Linked DNA regions of Homo sapiens: region 2 is linked to region 1. The links are chromatin contacts, found by Hi-C or POLR2A ChIA-PET in ENCODE. All regions are on one chromosome and are shown on one strand. Each heading gives the region's core, a stretch centred on a gene start or an enhancer-like site at or near the end of the contact. The rest is flanking DNA. Distances are from core to core; before and after follow the strand shown. Region 1 holds the start of MINPP1 (multiple inositol-polyphosphate phosphatase 1). Region 2 holds the start of FAS (Fas cell surface death receptor).

The links. Hi-C counts contacts between places; a loop is a spot of excess contacts on that map. ChIA-PET counts read pairs that join two places held with the same protein, here RNA polymerase II (POLR2A). Pooled maps may share reads with other maps.
Region 2: a loop to region 1 is called in a map of naive thymus-derived CD4-positive, alpha-beta T cell, with 8 times the contacts of the local background. The contact joins the promoter of FAS here to the promoter of MINPP1 in region 1. A Hi-C loop is called at or near these places in 1 of 168 maps with a recorded cell type or tissue (naive thymus-derived CD4-positive, alpha-beta T cell) and 5 of 50 pooled maps. POLR2A ChIA-PET finds 5 or more read pairs at or near these places in 1 of 52 experiments (MCF 10A).

What each region holds. Positions count from the first base shown.
Region 1 is chr10:87,500,653-87,507,197 of GRCh38, forward strand. It overlaps MINPP1 (multiple inositol-polyphosphate phosphatase 1), which reads left to right and starts at 4,241. Exons shown (of 5, transcript NM_004897.5): 1 at 4,241-4,900. The coding sequence starts at 4,264. It overlaps MIR4678 (microRNA 4678), which reads left to right and starts at 3,229; the gene lies at 3,229-3,302. LOC112268064 (a long non-coding RNA gene) reads right to left here and starts at 4,182. Exons shown (of 2, transcript XR_002957094.2): 1 at 3,683-4,182; 2 at 1-166. RefSeq lists a cis regulatory region at 1-350 and enhancers at 4,211-4,300, 4,461-4,520.
Region 2 is chr10:88,989,519-88,995,730 of GRCh38, forward strand. It overlaps FAS (Fas cell surface death receptor), which reads left to right and starts at 1,280. Exons shown (of 9, transcript NM_000043.6): 1 at 1,280-1,388. The coding sequence starts at 1,359. FAS-AS1 (FAS antisense RNA 1) reads right to left here and starts at 3,457. Exons shown (of 1, transcript NR_028371.1): 1 at 1,904-3,457. It also overlaps a transcript of ACTA2 not described here. RefSeq lists a silencer at 1-25 and enhancers at 433-944, 945-1,455, 1,596-2,005, 2,136-2,215.

The sequences.
Region 1 (6,545 bases), core at 2,991-5,490:
AGCTATCAGCGGTGGTGTGGTTCCTTTTAAGCAAAGGTAGCTTGTAGTCTTCAGACTTGTGACCTGTGCAGCCTCCACATTCAAGTGAGGTTAAAGGGACTGCTGTTGGAACATGGATCACTCCAGGCCTATCTGTACACATGGACCCCTCTTCTGTTGGCTTCCACTGCAACAAAAAGCCAATAAACACTAAATCAACATCTGGCAACTGTTAAAAGAGGAATGATGCAACAGCAGGGCAGAAAGATAAGAAAGCTCAAACTTTCCTGGCATAGGCACAAAGTTCGTTGCTTAATGTAGTTATGAGATAATAAATATCTATGAAAAACTATTTGTCAGTTTATTTAAGAGAGACGTGATAATAAGAAACCCTTTAATTCTGCTTAATAAAAGCAACTGATATTTATTTGGGGGCAGAAACTATATAAAGTCTTTATATAAGCTGTTTCGTTTAATCCTCTCAACAGTCTCATGGCTAGGTATTATTATCCCCACTTTACAATGAAAAAGAATGGTGGCAAAATAATTTAATTTTTTAAATATTTCACAGGTAATAAGAGATGAAGCTGGAATCTGAAAACCAGAAAGTCTAACTTCTGAGACCATGTTCTTAGTATTGTATATGCTTACATAGAGAGCCTTGCTGTTTCCCTACAGAATTTAGCTGTTTCCTTTCCTTTATTGTTTCATCCCCAGAAAACTATCTTAGTAACCTCTTTAAAAGTAAAGTAGATGGCTGTTAACTTAAAATACTATATATGACACCATGTAATCTTTTTTTTTCTTTTTGAGATGGAGTTTTACTCTTGTTGCCCAGGCTGGAGTGCAATGGCGTGATCTCAGCTTACTGCAACCTCCACCTCCCAAGTTCAAGCAATTCTCCTGCCTCAGCCTCCCAAGTAGCTGGTATTACAGGCGTCCACCACCACACCCAGCTAATTTTTTTGTACTTTTAGTAGAGATGGGGTTTCAACATGTTGGCCAGGCTGGTCTCGAACTCCTGACCTCAGGTGATCCACGCACCTCAGCTTCCCGAAGTGCTGAGATTACAGGCATGAGCCACTGTGCCTGGCTGACACCATGCAATCTTAAAAGCTGAATGACTATTTTTGAAATCCTATGGATAATCTGGCAAAAATAATTGAGCTTATCCTTTCGTATAGTGGATTGATTAGAAATGAAGTTCTACTCAAGACCCATTAATGTAGGACCATCAAGTTAAACTTTTTTTCTTTTCCACTCTGAAAAAATACAACAGATAATGTTTGCTTCTAAATAAAATTGCAGAACCACTAGCAATTCATTCTCAGTTGGATCTCCAGAGCTGACCATACAAACTTCTACTTGTTTCTCCCATTCCTCTTAGTTGTCAATCCTTTCCCATTACTTTCCCATTTCTCTCAGTTGCAAATCCAAACCATTTTCACATTTCAAGACTTAATTCCTATTCCCCCATCTTTCAAACTTGTCTCCTATGTTACTGTGGAAACTGAGGCCATCAGACTTGAATTCTATGAACTCTCTCCTGCCAGATCTACAAATTTATCCCCATGTTCACCCATCCTTCTAACATTCTCTTAGAAGATAAGGTCTCATCTCCTTCTGGCCCAAATCAAATTCTCTACCTGTGTTTTTGGTTCTGTCCTCTCCCATCTCTGCAAGGACCTTGAACCATTAATTTTCCTTTCTGCCTCTTGTATTGTGTTAGATTTGCCAAATATATTGCTCCCATACCCACAATTTCTTATGAGGGGAGGTGATGTTCCCATGATCTCTGCAAAGGAATAGCCATGTTTCGCACTATGCAAACTTCTCTGTACTACATGATTGGACCAAGTGGGCACCTATGTCAAAGGGCATCCAATTTACAGAGTGCCCAGATAATTCAGACATGGTCTGGCATGAAATGAGGAGCACGGCCTGTGACCTTTTTAAATTTTTTCAAAGGCTGCTTAGTGCTCTAAGAACAAGATATCCATTTTAAGTGAAATGAGTGGATTTTTATTATTAGAAAAGTTATGAAATGATCTTTGATGCATGTGTTGCCTGTGAAAGTCATTCACTTTAATGTTCAGTGGGAGTAAGTGTAATCCATGTAATTGCTAGAAAGCTAGGCATCTTAGCACAGGAATAATCACACTGAACATTAGTAATGATAAAAATATCATTTATAGCGGCCTATCATATGGATTTTAAATACATCATCTCTGTCATGATAATCCCATGATATAGGTTCTAATATTACCAATTTTCAGATAAAAAAAAAAAACTAAGGCCCAGAGAACTTGGGTCACTCAATTAATAAGCAGCAGAGCTAATTAGAGTCTGGGTCCAAAGCTTAAGCACTCTTCGTCTTCTTTATATTTGGCTTTTTCCTAGCCAAAAACATGGAGGCATTGCTTACTTTTACTTTATCATTGTTATCTTGGCATAACATCAAAATAATTAGGAGCTGATATACCTAAGTGTATAAAACAGGATAAAATTAATTGATGAGGAATTAGATAAGGAAAATAAAATCAAACTAGGGGCAAATTTCATGTATAAAAATGTGTACTGTGCCATACATTTTGTAAGTGGAGTCTCTAAAGATTGCTTCATAAGGAAGAAGTGAATAATGACTTTGGGAACACTTGGTAACCCCTAGGACTCAAAAGATTGGGTGTGAGAAGTTATTAGTAAGCATATGTATTAGGCAAAATACAGTGAGATGAACCTGGAACAAATGCTCGCTGAATGCACTTAGAAATATTATCAGGCGACTCAGCCTATAGAGCATACGGGTTAGAATGTCTATTTTAAGAAGGAGCGGATATTTACTAAATGCTAATTTGAGCAAAGTTCTACAAAAATATCACTGACCATGAATATTCAGGCATTGACATGCTACAAAATAGCATATCGAAAAGAACATCTGTTGCCCTAAAGATGGTTTCCTGCACAGAACGTCTCCAAATTTTCAGCATTCATAGGCTGGCCCCGTTTCTTCTTGGTTAACATTTAGAGGCACGCCTAAACTTAGAGGAACACCTCTCTAAACCAAGGAGACACTTAAAGAGAAAAGGAGTAAAGATGGTGATGGGCTTATAAAGAGCAATGTAATAGTGTCTTTGAAGCAAAAGCTAACTTAATGAAAACGTGGTCCCAATTTCCTTAAATCTGGATCACCGTACGACTTCTGTAATACTTATTATTTCCCCAGCTGGCAAATAAACTGGAGTTCAAGTGGGAAAAAACAAGGTATTGTTCAGACTTATGATTTTTGGGGTCAAAGATTCTGAGCAATAACCTATTAAAAAACCCAGCTTTTGATTTGAGTATGTAAGTAAGTACATGGGAGGAACGTATGGATCTGGAGTGGTGGTAAATACAGAGCATGTTTGCTTCGCAAAGCAGATTAGCTCATACTTAATAATAGAGTAAATCTGTTGGGCCATGACTCAATGCACCCAAATTCTCTAGATTGCTATGTCTCTACTCGCTAAGCCTTCGGGAACAACAAGCACAGAACTTTTAGGGTGCTGTCTCACTGATGTCGGCGTTAGCTCTGGTAGTCCAGGTCAAGATTATACCAAAGATTCAGGACTTAAATTCCTGCAGAATGTAAGCCCCTTTCCAAGTTCTCTGCTTTACTGTATCCTGTTTATTTTCAAACTCAAATGGAAAAAAACGAAACAAAAACCTTGGGCTTCAAGAGGCATCCTGCCGCAAGGCCCAGCGATGTGAATTTTCAACAACCGTCTCAGGCAGATTTCATGCTGATGGTTCAGGCACTAAACTTTGAAAAACACAGTATCACAGAGTAGGGATGGTGATGTAAGAGTCATCTGTAAAAGCTGTGCTGTTTTGGCAGCCTGGGAGGCTAAGGTTTAGTCTAGGCGACTAAGGTTTAGTCCGGGCTGTATTCACACCCAAAACAACTAAAAAAGCGGAGGAGTCTTTGAGTCAATCCCTGAAGCTCCGGCTAAGAGGAAACTCGCCCACGCTCCAGGGCAGCGACGCCGGCTCCACCTCAGCCACGGCTGTCTCAAGCTTCTCGGGGTTTTCCGCCGGCTCCACCCGAGCCACAAGTCTACAGGACTCCTCGGAGCTTTCCGCCGGGACGCAAGACCCACCGCCAGAGGTTGGTACCTCCTAGAGAACAGCGAAGCGCATCCCGAGGGCCGCCGGCCGGAAGCGCCCTCCAGACCCGCCCCCTGCCCTCCGGAGCCGGAAGCTGGGCATCTGCAGCTGGCTCGGCGCACTCCACTGACCGTCCCGACGATGCTACGCGCGCCCGGCTGCCTCCTCCGGACCTCCGTAGCGCCTGCCGCGGCCCTGGCTGCGGCGCTGCTCTCGTCGCTTGCGCGCTGCTCTCTTCTAGAGCCGAGGGACCCGGTGGCCTCGTCGCTCAGCCCCTATTTCGGCACCAAGACTCGCTACGAGGATGTCAACCCCGTGCTATTGTCGGGCCCCGAGGCTCCGTGGCGGGACCCTGAGCTGCTGGAGGGGACCTGCACCCCGGTGCAGCTGGTCGCCCTCATTCGCCACGGCACCCGCTACCCCACGGTCAAACAGATCCGCAAGCTGAGGCAGCTGCACGGGTTGCTGCAGGCCCGCGGGTCCAGGGATGGCGGGGCTAGTAGTACCGGCAGCCGCGACCTGGGTGCAGCGCTGGCCGACTGGCCTTTGTGGTACGCGGACTGGATGGACGGGCAGCTAGTAGAGAAGGGACGGCAGGATATGCGACAGCTGGCGCTGCGTCTGGCCTCGCTCTTCCCGGCCCTTTTCAGCCGTGAGAACTACGGCCGCCTGCGGCTCATCACCAGTTCCAAGCACCGCTGCATGGATAGCAGCGCCGCCTTCCTGCAGGGGCTGTGGCAGCACTACCACCCTGGCTTGCCGCCGCCGGACGTCGCAGGTGACCCCCCGGGCGGCCCGTGTGCTGTCCCGGTCCTCCCACCCGCCCTGGATGCTCTCCCGCCTCCCCCAGACCCTGGGCTTTTCCGATGCCCCCCAGTTCTCTTTCCTCTTTTCCCAAGCCATCATCCCTCGGGCTACGTCCTCCCTGTCGAGGGATATTACAGACTTGGCTATCTCTTTTTCCCCTTACACGTATGTTCATTTATTAATTCATCAGGTGTAAATTCAGCACCTTGTACTCGCTGCCTGCTTTAGTAGAGTTGGGGATCCAACAGGAAAGGGGACAGACGAGGTCTCCCGCAATTTTTGCGCTCCCGTTCCCAAACTGAATTGCCCCTTCGAGCGCCAACCCATCCCTTCCCCCTTCCCTGGCGTCTAGTTTCACAATTGGGCGCACGTTTTAAAAAACAGAATCTAGAATTTTCTTCCTCGGGCTTTGCTTCCGATACTAGTTTTTCCTTCTTTCTTTTTTTTTTTTTTTAAACTCATCATCTTTTTCAGATGACAGTTTTAGACCTACACCCTGTTTTAGGAACCTGATCTCAAGCCTTTGTGTCCTCCTTTTTTCTTCTGTTTTGTTCATGTTTTTACTGTAGCGTTCCCATCGTTGTAGCTGTGGTCCGTGGTCACAAGCAGTAACAACTCATTTATTCCATTAATTACACTTTTTCGAAATTTGAGAAATCATCTAGTAAGGCCCCGTTATTTCACAGGTGAAGAACCCGAGCCCAAGAGTATGCCTTCTTAATTGTCTTTCTCTAAGGTCTAGTATCCAAGTCTTCTGTTTTCCTAGAATGGTTCTTTTTCTCTTAGAAAATGTTGTAATAGTTACAAATAATAATGATAGCATACACCTCATGCCTATTGTATGCCAGGTATGCCTCACATTTATTTTACAAAATCCTTACAACCACAATCTGGAGTTGATAGTATTTTCCCCTTATCTCAAAGATGAGGAAATTGATACACGAACACATTAAATAATTTGCCCATTTTCATACAGCTAGCTGTGGACCCAGGAAATCTGATTCAGAGCTTGCTTTCTTAGCCATTATGCTATACTGCCTCCATTTGTCCAATAACATACCTAATAAGAATAAAAACATGTAACATTTTTGTACCACAGAGATGAGCAAGCATTAATAGTTTCTTGATCACTTTTAAGGCCAGAATTGAAGTGAGGATTATTGTTTAGCTTCAAAGCCCAAGTGAAAAATTAGAAGTAGGCTGGTTTGTAATTTCTTCTGTAGCTGTTGAACAGTGAAACCATCTGTAAGGGATTTCTCCACTGATTCTGTGTCATGTTATTGTGGGTAATTCAGTTAGCTGACTTGTGTCTAATTACTTGTTGAACTGTGTTTTTTTTTAAATATATACTTTTTCCATTAGCATGAGTGAAAATTCCTCATAAATCTGTTAAATTAACAGAATGGTGAAAGCAGAACATATTTTAATATAACACAATATCTATAGCGACTTCCTGGAACAAGTGAATTTTTGTTCTCAGATGGCATTGCGAAGACTGGCATTTGACTCTCAGTACAGAGCCAGGGATGAAAATACTACAGTTCAGAATAAGCCCACTCCTGACCGTTTTCAGTGTCAGATAGCAAACCCTTTGCCTAGCCACTTTATTATTCTCT
Region 2 (6,212 bases), core at 30-2,529, 1.5 Mb after region 1:
CACTAACAGTCTACTGAAAGGTGGAACAGAGACAAGCCTATCAACACCTACAAGACTGGTGGTAAGTGCAGTGACAGATGCAAAACACAGGGTGATGGAAAGCCCTCAGGAGGGTAACCTAACCTAGATTTGAGGGCCCAAACAGGCTCCAGAAGAAAATGTCAACTGAGAGGAAGCCTGAAGGATGAACAGTGGGCTAAGCAAAGGGTTATTAATGTGTTATTAATGGGTTGAATCTAATTGGGAAGGGAGAGAGGTTGCAGAGTGAGGTGCAGAGCTTGGTGGACGATGCCAAAGGAATACTGAAACCTTTAGTGTGTCCAGTCTGGAACTGCATCCAAATTCAGGTTCAGTAATGATGTCATTATCCAAACATACCTTCTGTAAAATTCATGCTAAACTACCTAAGAGCTATCTACCGTTCCAAAGCAATAGTGACTTTGAACAGTGTTCACCAGAGCACGAAAGAATTACAAGATTTTTTTTTAAAGAAAATTGGCCAGGAAATAATGAGTAACGAAGGACAGGAAGTAATTGTGAATGTTTAATATAGCTGGGGCTATGCGATTTGGCTTAAGTTGTTAGCTTTGTTTTCCTCTTGAGAAATAAAAACTAAGGGGCCCTCCCTTTTCAGAGCCCTATGGCGCAACATCTGTACTTTTTCATATGGTTAACTGTCCATTCCAGAAACGTCTGTGAGCCTCTCATGTTGCAGCCACAACATGGACAGCCCAGTCAAATGCCCCGCAAGTCTTTCTCTGAGTGACTCCAGCAATTAGCCAAGGCTCCTGTACCCAGGCAGGACCTCTGCGCTCTGAGCTCCATTCTCCTTCAAGACCTCCCCAACTTCCCAGGTTGAACTACAGCAGAAGCCTTTAGAAAGGGCAGGAGGCCGGCTCTCGAGGTCCTCACCTGAAGTGAGCATGCCAGCCACTGCAGGAACGCCCCGGGACAGGAATGCCCATTTGTGCAACGAACCCTGACTCCTTCCTCACCCTGACTTCTCCCCCTCCCTACCCGCGCGCAGGCCAAGTTGCTGAATCAATGGAGCCCTCCCCAACCCGGGCGTTCCCCAGCGAGGCTTCCTTCCCATCCTCCTGACCACCGGGGCTTTTCGTGAGCTCGTCTCTGATCTCGCGCAAGAGTGACACACAGGTGTTCAAAGACGCTTCTGGGGAGTGAGGGAAGCGGTTTACGAGTGACTTGGCTGGAGCCTCAGGGGCGGGCACTGGCACGGAACACACCCTGAGGCCAGCCCTGGCTGCCCAGGCGGAGCTGCCTCTTCTCCCGCGGGTTGGTGGACCCGCTCAGTACGGAGTTGGGGAAGCTCTTTCACTTCGGAGGATTGCTCAACAACCATGCTGGGCATCTGGACCCTCCTACCTCTGGTGAGCCCTCTCCTGCCCGGGTGGAGGCTTACCCCGTCTTAGTCCCGGGGATAGGCAAAGTGGGGCGGGCGCGGGACGCGTGCGGGATTGCGGCGGCAGCGGCGCACGCGGGCACCTGGGAGCGGCGGGCTGCTGCGGGAGGCGTTGGAGACTGGCTCCCGGGGGCTGTTAGGACCTTCCCTCAGGCCCGGGTGCTCAGAACGCTGGAGGACTTGCTTTTCTTGGGCCTTGATGCGAAGTGCTGACCCCGCTGGGCAGGCGGGGCAGCTCCGGCGCTCCTCGGAGACCACTGCGCTCCACGTTGAGGTGGGCGTGGGGTGCGGACAGGAATTGAAGCGGAAGTCTGGGAAGCTTTAGGGTCGCTGGAGGGGGACCCCGGTTGGAGAGAGGAGCGGAACTCCTGGACAAGCCCTGACAAGCCAAGCCAAAGGTCCGCTCCGGCGCGGGTGGGTGAGTGCGCGCCGCCCCGCGGGGGCGGGGAGAGAGCCTGCAGCCTTCAGAACAGATATTGCTCATTTTCTGGCAGTTCTCAGACGTAGGAAATAAGTCAGCACCGAAGCAGTGGTTAAGCCGGAGGGCTCGGAAGAACGGCACCTTTTCTTTCTCGAAAAAGTTATATGGGGGCTGAATGAGCTTCTGGAGGCTTGTTTACCGTTTTTTATTGTCACACAGAAAAAGAAACTGCCTTGTCTCCCTTCCGGGAATTCTCTCTTTAAGACTGTAAGTCGCTGCCTGAGTGGTTTCATTTTGTTTTGTTTTTCTGCCCTTCTCTTTCTTCTTTTGCCCTTTCTTAGCTTGCACTCCCATGGTGATTTCTGCTTGGTCTCCTGCTGGGGTTGGTGGTACTCGTTCCCACCGCACAGAACCCGGCGCCTATTATTGGCCAAGAAACTTGAGCAGCCTGTTTTGAAAAGTCCCTCGCTCAGAAATGCCAGCTTGCAGATGGCTAATCAAAGAGACGTGGATCCAGGAGGCTCATTTGAGTACCGGAGCCTCTGAGAGTCCATGGATTTTTATTTTATTGGGCCCCAACAAAGTGCCAGGCATAGCGAGAGAAGTGTTTACAAATGTGATCTCCGCGGATTCTCACGAGAGCCATGTAGTGGGGAAGATAACCACATCCCCATTTTACAGATGGCGAAATGAGGTTCAGAGAGCTTCAGTAATTCAGCCAAGATCACACAGCTAGTAAATGGGAGATATGGGATTGAACTCAGATCTAATTCCAAAACTCAGGCTGTTCGCTGATTGCATCTGATATCCAGATTACACCAAGAGGCTGAGATGTCTGGGTCCATTTTATGATTAGAAAAAAAAATCCTGTTCCTTTCAGAAATAGTGTGCACTATTTGGGATTCTTTAGAAACTTCCTTGGAGAAAATTAATGATTCAAGATTGAGAAAACATTTATACAACCTCAGGCCACACTCTTCTCTCTCTTGTTATTAACCATTGCACCACTGCAATGTTGGCTGCTTTGAAAATCTCATAGTTTTTGGACAGCAGTATTAGTAAAGTGTAAGAAAATTGTCAAAGCTTGGAGCTATGCTTGTTGAACTTTTGTACCAATAGCACCTTTACCAGAGGCTGCGTGTTTAAAGCCCGAAGAAAACTTTGCTTTTCTGAAAGAATACACACACACACGCATATGTAAATATTCATACATTTATGTATATATACATATTATAATACCTATAAGTTAGGTATAACTTATATTTGTATATGATATATGGCCTAGGAAATTAAGGCTTATTAAATAAAATTTATAAATGCAGATGAGTCAAATACAAAGATCAGACATAACTCTATCACCTAAGTAATCATTGTTTACGTTTTGCAGTTTATCTTCCATTTCTCCCCTCTAATATGACTCTTTTAAATTTAGTTACACAGAAATTGGTTTTGCGCTCACGACATGCCTAACATCAGGCCTTTATCCTTAAAGAAGTTTCAACACTCTTGTGTCACCTCATGTGTCTACAGAAAATGTTTGCTTTTATGCCTTCACGGTTATGTTTTCTTAGTAGTAGCAATAAATAAAATAGATGCAAAGTGCTAATTACTTGGAATACAGAAGCAAATTTTAATTCTATTAATGGGCTGGACATAGATGGGTGGGGAGCTGTTTTCTGCTTTTCCCCTCTTCCCCTAGTCCTCTGACTCTGGTGATAACTATAGTCAACAAGTATCCCCATCCTTAACCCCTTTTGCTTCTCTTTCTCTTTCCTTCTCTCAACCTTCCTGGTGTTAGTTTTCTCTTTCCTATTTCTGAGTGTTTTTACTCCGACACTTACAATAAAAAAGTTTGAAATCCCAAAAAGTTGACAAATTTCTAAAGGAGACAGAAAAAGAGTCAAACTTACTTTACAAATTAATTTGAGAAATAGCTGTGGGTTGCATTTTTTTTTTTTATTGTGCATGACCCTGTTATTGGCCAAGAAACTTGAGCAGCCTGTTTTGGAAAGTCCCTCGCTCAGAAATGCCAGCTTGCTAATTGAAGGGATGTGGATCCATGAGGCTCATTTGAATTCCGAAGCCTCTAAGAGTCCATGGATTTTTATTTTATTGGGCCCCAACAGGTTTTGTCTTGCATTATTTAGGACATTGGCCAGGCAATCACTGGACAGCCAGTTTGCTCTCCTTTACATTTTGTAGAATGGTTATCTTATGGTCAAAGGAAAGGGAGAGGGCCTTTGGAAAATAAAGCTGTGTATTTACAAGCAGTCATACAGAATAGTTTTGTGGGGAAAATAAAGAACAGTTATTTAATTTGTAATTTAATCATTTTTCTTAAACCAACCCAAAGAGCATAAAATGGAATATTTATTTATTTTTGTAGCTTAATTTGTAATTTAATAATTTTTCTTAAGCCAACCTAACGAACATATTGGGCTGTTTATTTTCATTTTTAATGGGCCATATTTACATCACAAAGGACTTGAGAAGTCTTACAAATACAATAAAATGATAAAATATGAATTAAGACATTAGCAACCAGGATGGAAAAACACAAATTTGTAAATGATGGCCAGGTTTGCAAGCAAAAATTAAATTGATAAATGGCAGCACCCCCACTACCAGCTATAGTTAGACTGATGAAAAATCCTCTAATGTTCATGCCTGAAATACAGTTACCACCCTTAGCAGCAAATTAGAGGCAAAGAAGTTCTGGAATTTGGACGTTGTCTCTGAGTAAGCTCTTTGAGACACTGGACAAGTAATTTCCTTCTGAATACTCTTATACTGACACATAGGAGAAGTGTCAGTGTTTCAAAGGAATCTCTTTGAAGGCTACTACATTGCTTTAGGGGTGCCAGATTACCAGAGTAAACTGCCAGTTTGAGAGAATAACTGTTTCTTAAGAGATGGTCTGAAACCTAAGTAAGGAAATCCCCCCACTTGAAAGCCCCTAGGAAGTTAATTGCTTTTGGCAAATTATCTTGGGCCCCAAAAGTCCCTTGATGAGCACATGTTTTGTAATAGGTACTAAAGACTATTTACTTATGATGAAAAATAAAATAACACAATTTAAAACTTGAAATTGATAAAAAGCAACTTGAAACCAAATTTAGGACAGTGAACCCATCCCTTTCTTATTTTTAAATAGGTAAATATAGAAAAAATGACCACATGATGTGAAACAAAAAGCAAATATTTAAAAACTACATTTATACTTTATCTCACCACACTAATGTAAAGAATTTTGATTTTACTTATAAATTCTTAGCCTTGTCTACACATATACATAATTGCATGTTTAATTTGAGCTATATATAGTCTGTTTTTTGTTCCTTTGCATGTTACACAAACCTTTTTCTATTTCTACATAATTTTTATCTCATATTTTTTATTGGATACATTATAGAGAGAGCATTTATTAAATGAGCTGGGATTACTATAATTTTTATTATTTATTTTTTAATTTATTACTTATTTTTATAATTTACTATTGAAAAAAAGCATTTCTTAAATGTACTGGGATACATATATATATATGACTTTTTCTTGTTACTAAAAAATTACTCATAGAACTTACATATTAAAATTTTAGGACTTGTGATGAAAAATAATAAAATAATTCAAAACGATAAAAAGCAACATAATTTTATATGTTGTACCTTGTACTTCCTTATAAGGTACAACACTACAATAGCCTTAGTGTGTAGTTTTCTTTTTGCTATGTATGTATATATATATTCATAAAAGTGGAAAAATAACATTTAATAAATCCTCTTTATTTTCTGGAAAATCCTTGCTTTAAAAAAAGTCTTTAGCTTTTTATATAGTTCTACTTCTAACACCAATTAAATATCTTCAATTCAGTCTCAAGCAGGAACAAATCTTCAGTCCACTTGCCTACCTTTACTGTCTTTGAAGTGACAGTGTGAGTAGTAAAGCCCAAATCAGAGAGAAATTGACTTTTGTAAGATTGGTAACTTCACCTTCCCCGGAAGGAAATGAGGTGGTTCTTCCCTTTGATCACAACTGCTTTCTTGATTTGAAATAAACTGTTGTACAGCCCAGTCACCCCATCTTTAGACATTTAGAAATGGCAATCATAGTTATATAGGACAACTAGCCTGAGTCCCACTAAGTAGAAATGATAGTGAATTTAGTATAAGATTATACCTTTAGGCTGGGCAGGTGACTCACACCTGTCACCCAGCACTTCAGGAGGCCAAGGTGGGTGGATCATGGATCACTTGAGATTAGGAGTTTGAGACCAGCCTGGCCAACATGGCAAAAACCCAACTCTACTGAAAATACACAAATTAGCTGGGTGTGGTGGCGTGCCTGTTATCTCAGCTACTCGGGAGGTCGCGG